Regions from separate parts of the Homo sapiens genome. Here region 2 is linked to region 1. Evidence: chromatin loops called from intact Hi-C (ENCODE). Cell type or tissue: Caco-2. All regions are shown on one strand. Each heading gives the region's core, and the rest is flanking DNA. Links, peaks and the distances in the headings are about the cores only. Region 1 overlaps LOC105370108 (a long non-coding RNA gene). Region 2 overlaps LOC105370108 (a long non-coding RNA gene).

What was found. Peaks named below come from ENCODE experiments on the same cell type or tissue, not always from the same donor. Only the 100,000 strongest peaks of a DNase experiment are listed, where the experiment ranks them.
Region 2: a loop joins it to region 1, with 6 times the contacts of the local background. A loop is called at or near these places in 2 of 110 quality-filtered maps.

Annotation. Positions count from the first base shown.
Region 1 is chr13:22,134,068-22,136,887 of GRCh38, reverse strand. The region is part of intron 3 of LOC105370108 (a long non-coding RNA gene); the gene reads right to left. Among named protein-coding and RNA genes, the nearest start is that of LINC00540, 75 kb to the left of the region's middle. In Caco-2, for the core only: no CTCF peak of the experiment used is centred there; a DNase peak (open chromatin) is centred at 1,257.
Region 2 is chr13:22,081,046-22,083,865 of GRCh38, reverse strand. The region is part of intron 3 of LOC105370108 (a long non-coding RNA gene); the gene reads right to left. Among named protein-coding and RNA genes, the nearest start is that of LINC00540, 130 kb to the left of the region's middle. RefSeq lists an enhancer at 2,572-2,820. In Caco-2, for the core only: no CTCF peak of the experiment used is centred there; a DNase peak (open chromatin) is centred at 1,605.

The DNA of each region.
Region 1 (2,820 bases), core at 153-2,652:
ATGTTCCCTTCTGCCCCCAGTCCTTGCCTCCACTCTTCCCTGAGCTAAAACATGCTCCCCTCATCTATGAATCTCAGACGCCCTTCAGATCTCAGCTCCGTGGTCACTTTTTCATGGGAAACCCTCTGGAGGCCCACTTAGACTCTGCCAGGCCTCTAAAGGGGCCCACATGCTCCAAGGGCACCTTGCTGTGACTGCTGTGTGAGCAGCTATTTGGTTGTCATCTGCCTCCTCCTCAGACTATAAGCTCCATGCAGGAAAAAATAACAATGTCCACTGTGCCCCCAGCACACTCCTGGGGCCAAGTTCATAATGAAACAATCGTTGCAGAATTTGTTGAATACAGAACCTAAAATTGTCTGACATGGCTAACAGGAAATATCCAAATTGTTGCCCCTGGCAATTTGCATTGTTTTGAAGATATTTATTATCATATTTGCCATTGGTCTTAAAATTCAAGTCCTTGAAAATTGCTAGCTGCAAATATGGATCTCACAGAATCCTTGGATTTTTATGTGTGCTGTAAAGCCCAATCATTATGAATTATCATTGTGGCCATCAATTCAAATCAGCCATACAAGACAGCTTGAGAGGCCCCAGGGAAACCAGAGGACAGTGGATGAGAATAGCTGGAAGTCAAAAGAAGGTAGAAATGTTGACAGAGATAGGAGAAGGAAGCTGAGGTGCCCAGAACTAAAATCAGAGTAATGTCAGGGCTCAGAAAAGCAGTGAATTTAATTCTTAAATCATTTCTAGGGTGTGTGAGCACTGAATTATGTTCTCTGAATTATACTTTGTGTAATTTGAAACTGAACTAAAAAAACAAAAACACACCTTAGAACATTCTGAAACTAAACAGTCATATTTGTTTAGATTTTAGGTAAGTAATTTCTTCACCACTCAATCCAGGACAAAGGAATTTCACCTGAGTTTATCTTTACTACTGATCTAAGCCTTGAGTTGTAAACACCAGAGAGAGAGAAATGCTTTCTTTGCAGTATCCCAGAGTTATTTAGTCGGGAAGAGGTGGTTCCTCTTGGTCCTTTTATCATTGAAAAGCAAAATGTGTGATAACATTTAACGTTTAGCATTTTCTCAGCAAAAGCTGAGCACTGCTGCCTCTGAACTGAGAATAAAGCCAGCTCTCATAATAGCAGCAGAGAAGGCGCAGTCCAAAATCGACAAGGTTATCATGAGAGACAGGAGTAGCCAGTGGCCACAGTCCACACAACAGAGAGAAGATATCCTCTGGAGGATCAAAGAGAAACAGCAGAGCTTTTGTACAGAAGTGAGTGAAAGGAATTTAACTGGAGTGTAATCACCTCCCATGTGTGGTCCCGGTATGTCTTGGGGAGATTGTCCTCAAAGCTATGTCAGCGTGCATTACTCCTTTTCCAGCGTAACTTCCTGCTGTCATTCCATGTCATGAAAAAATTATAAGCCTTTCTCATAATTTTTCTTTTACGAATTGCACAGCAATGTGTCGAAAGTGATCTTCTTCTCGCCAGTAAAAATAAAGTGTTCTCTTAGGACTGCATAGCTTCACGGCTTTCAAGAGGTGGATTCAATATTGGGTGCCCAGAGCAGCCTCCACAGAGGCCAGTCCCGAAAGGCACCCCTCAGCAGCTGCACCGCAGATCCTGCGCAGAGTAGCAGAGAGCACGGTGATGGGGCTTAAGTACATCCGGAAAAAGTAATTATACACAGTGTCAGTGAGAAAAGAGCTTGCAGGTAGACTTTCCAGATAAATGAAGAGGTCTCTTCTTTCAGACACCAACACGCTTTCACTACATGCATGTTGAGGTAAATGTATTTTTGAGGGAAGGCATTTCAGGCTTCCTGGAAGTGAGTATTAAAAAAAGAAAGGTGGAGGCACCATGAGAAACTTGTAGGATTGAAGGAAGGGGAACCTGGATTCCACATATGCTCCACCACTCCCTGGTGGGTGGATGTGGGTGAATCATTGCCATTATTTAGAGAATAAAAGTAATATCCGATGCACAACCTTGTTCCATAATGAAAAATAACTGGCTGGCCTTGAGCACTGTCCTGCATGTTAGGCATTCTTCTGCATGCTGTGTGCAGCTTACCCCATTACTACTCGGAATGGCGACAGCGGGTGCAGTAATGAACTGAGGCTAGAGGAGTGAAGTGAGGCCACACACACCATGAGGTCTGCAGCCAACCTGAGCCCGGCTCTAACCAGGAAGGCAGCCTCAGGCACGTAGGTGCCTTCACGCATCCCAGGCCTGAACTGTTTCATCTGTAAAATAGAGTTGATAGCAGACTCTAAGTTATTTGGGGAATGGTTATGTCCTAGAAGGCACTCAGTACTGCTAGCTGTGTTCTCTTTCCTTGTGAAGTGAGACAATCCTGGTTTTGAGTTCAGCTAACATGTGTAGCTCAGCGTCAGTTACGTCAGACATGATGTGGGTTATTGTAAGGATAAATAAATAATGCATATAAAGCATGCGTCATGAGCATTTGAGAACAAAAAGTCTTTCCTATTACTTACTGAACATCTGCAAATTGCATGTGCATTTCACATCCATAGTGTCCCAAATCCAACTAAGTATCTTTCTTCCCAGCTTCATCTATCTTCTGTATTTATTGTCTTAATGGCACCATTCTCCATCCCCAAATTTAGGAGGATTGCTTTGCGACTTTCCCGTGGTGATCATTCTTCATATTCAGTTTGCTGTCATGCCTGTCCATCCTGCCACGGTTTATTTAACTTCTTCATCCTTCATAACCACAGTATTGCATGTTCTAATGTGCCTTCCTGCTTCGAATATTTCTCCACCTCAACTCACCCTTCAG
Region 2 (2,820 bases), core at 261-2,760, 53 kb after region 1:
AATACAAAAAATTAGCCAGGCGTCGTGGCGGGCGCCTGTAGTCCCAGCTACTCGGGAGGCTGAGGCAGGAGAATGGCATGAACCCGGGAGGCAGAGCTTGCAGTGAGCCGAGATCACACCACTGCACCCCAGCCTGGGTGACAGAGCGAGACTTGGTCTCAAAAATAAGAAAAAATAAAAATAAAAGTACCAATGACAAATAGCACCCTGGGAAATGTTAATTGGCACTCAGTGTGTAGACTAGAAAGAGGTATGGATACATATTCAAGAACTGTATGAGGCTGTGTGGCTTTCCATGCACTAATACTCTGAACATCTCTAAAGCTGAATTTACTTGGGATTTCTTTAAAGTTGGGCAAGAAACCACATGAGAACAGACATGCTATGACAACCTGAATTATTGATCCCTCTATTCATTTCCCTCCCATAAGATGTCACACATCCTGCCTGCTGGCGTGTAGCTGGCAGTGCCTCCCTGTCGGCAAAATACAACTCCCCATGCCATTGTACAGCCTGGCCGTGTGGCTTTATCAGACTGAGGGAGTGGGAGTAAAGGGAGATTGTGTGCCGAGGTACTGCATGTTTCTCCCAGATTTCTTACATTTGTCTTTTTCTACCAGCATGGCTTTTCCCCAGTAAATATTGTGTCTTTAGCCTAGGCAAGGATGAGAAGATGCTTAGTGCAGAGCCAACAGACCCAAGCGGAACTGTGGCTCCTACCATCAACTGCAGTCACCAACATGAAATGGCAAGCAATGAACACTCTTGGAAACCACAGAGACTTGGGGGTTGTTTGTTACCATGGAGAAGCTGCCCAGTACATTTTGTTCCCTGATATGAGATCAATGAAAATAATTTCATAGAAAAGCATTGTTCAATTAAAAATTGATGACAAAGACCTGGTGAGAAGATGCATGCTGCTTCCTCTACATACATGTCTCCATATTATCTGATGTATTCATTGCTGTACAATAAAACGGTTTCCCCAGTAGCTTGTGGTCATAGCACACAGAAGAGTGATAAAAATCAAGTTTCTATTCTGTGCTTTCACATTTCTCCTATAGTTGTTTTCCAACCTCCTCCCAGGACAATCTTCCTCCAAATAATCCAGGCCCTTCAAAGTGTCCTGGAACCCTTGTTACACAATCCTATATAGACTACAATCAACATCCTCACTTCCTGTGTTCTACATCCTGCACCCATGCGACAAGGCACAGGAAATGCAGGATTCTAAGACAGTCCTCAACTACCATGGCAATACTACAAAACAAAGGCAGAGTTAAGAGGGAGTTACTTTTATTGGAGTGACAAAGATCTCTGGCTCCCCTACAATCAGACTCAAGACCACAGAGATTATTGGCCTGTCTTAAACATAAATAAGCCTGTCTGAAAGATTCAAGATGCTGGGGCAATTCCATAGATATGAGAACGATAAAATGAACCCAAAAGTCAGAGGCACCCAATAGCCAGGTGGAAAGCTCCTCTGGTCCTTTGAAGAAGGTGGTAGGGGAAGAACAGGAATGAGGACATTCTTCCCTTCCTCTATTCATATAAACATTAGCAATGGTTTTCCGAACAAAGAAGAGCAGCTGCTTTCCAGCCAGTGGATCAAAGTGTGAGCAGGTGACGATGCCTGCTCTCTAAGAGAAGCCTATCAGGCACCAAAGTGCAAAGGTGACAATTAGAATGGACAAGGTGAGTAGGTGTTGAAATATCCACACAATATTTCCAAAAGTTCAGAGATTACTGTAGATTATGTCCTGGAGCTGGGAAAATGTTTGAGTTGGGAGGGTTTTCATTTTTGCCTGAAGTGATTCTCCAAGTTTAAATGTATACCTTTATAACTATGACATTTCTGTAAAACAAAAGATCTCATTGTTCCTCCTTTCATTGGTGAACTCTTATTCAATTCACATAACACACTAGAGTTCTTTCATTTTTCTTTGGTTTCCAGCACAAAACTCTGTGACATCTTCCTAACTGACAGCCAAATGTTTATAAGCCTACCTATCCAAGACAGGTACTTTTTATTTGAAATGCCATTGATAGATTTAATTATGTTCAACTTTCTCAAAAAAACAATCCCACTGGCGCAGTGAAATATATTGAGTTTGATGTGTTTGGCTGCAAAAACTTTCATTTGGCCAAGGCTACATAGTCTGAAGGCTCCAAGTGTAAATTATAATGTTATTTGAGATGAAGTATAGAGTCATTTGTGGTGCTCGGGCACGACACATGACGTAATCTTACACTCTATCTGCAGGTGTGATATTGGATTCTGCTAGGACAGGCACCTGGTATCAATGTTCAGTCTGGCATTGTTTCAACACAGTCTACCGTGGATGAAGATGACTAAAATAAAATAGCACCCAGCTACAGCAGGGTCGTTTTTTTTTCTTTTTTTTTTTTAAAAGGAGGACTGATAAGCAACAATTACCAATGAGTTAAATGGTATCTGATTACTCTCTTTCCCGGAGCAGCACAAAATTCTTGCTCTTTACAGTAATAGTCTCAGGGCTATAAGAAGACAGAAGTAAAATAATGTATTATGAATAACCAATATAATAATGCATATGCATGGATTATTAATATGTAAACATATTATAACTAATAATAAATACACATGAAAAGAATGCAGATATTGATGGCTTCTTTTTCAAACACAGTTGATGGACGTATACTGAGCCATGCATTTTCTCCTTATGACATTCATCACACTAGTAGTTACTTATGGAATGCCTGTCTCTACCTCTAGTCTCTAAGCCAAGCGAGGGGAGGGACCTAACAGACTGCCTGGCACCTAAGAGTGGCTCAATACAT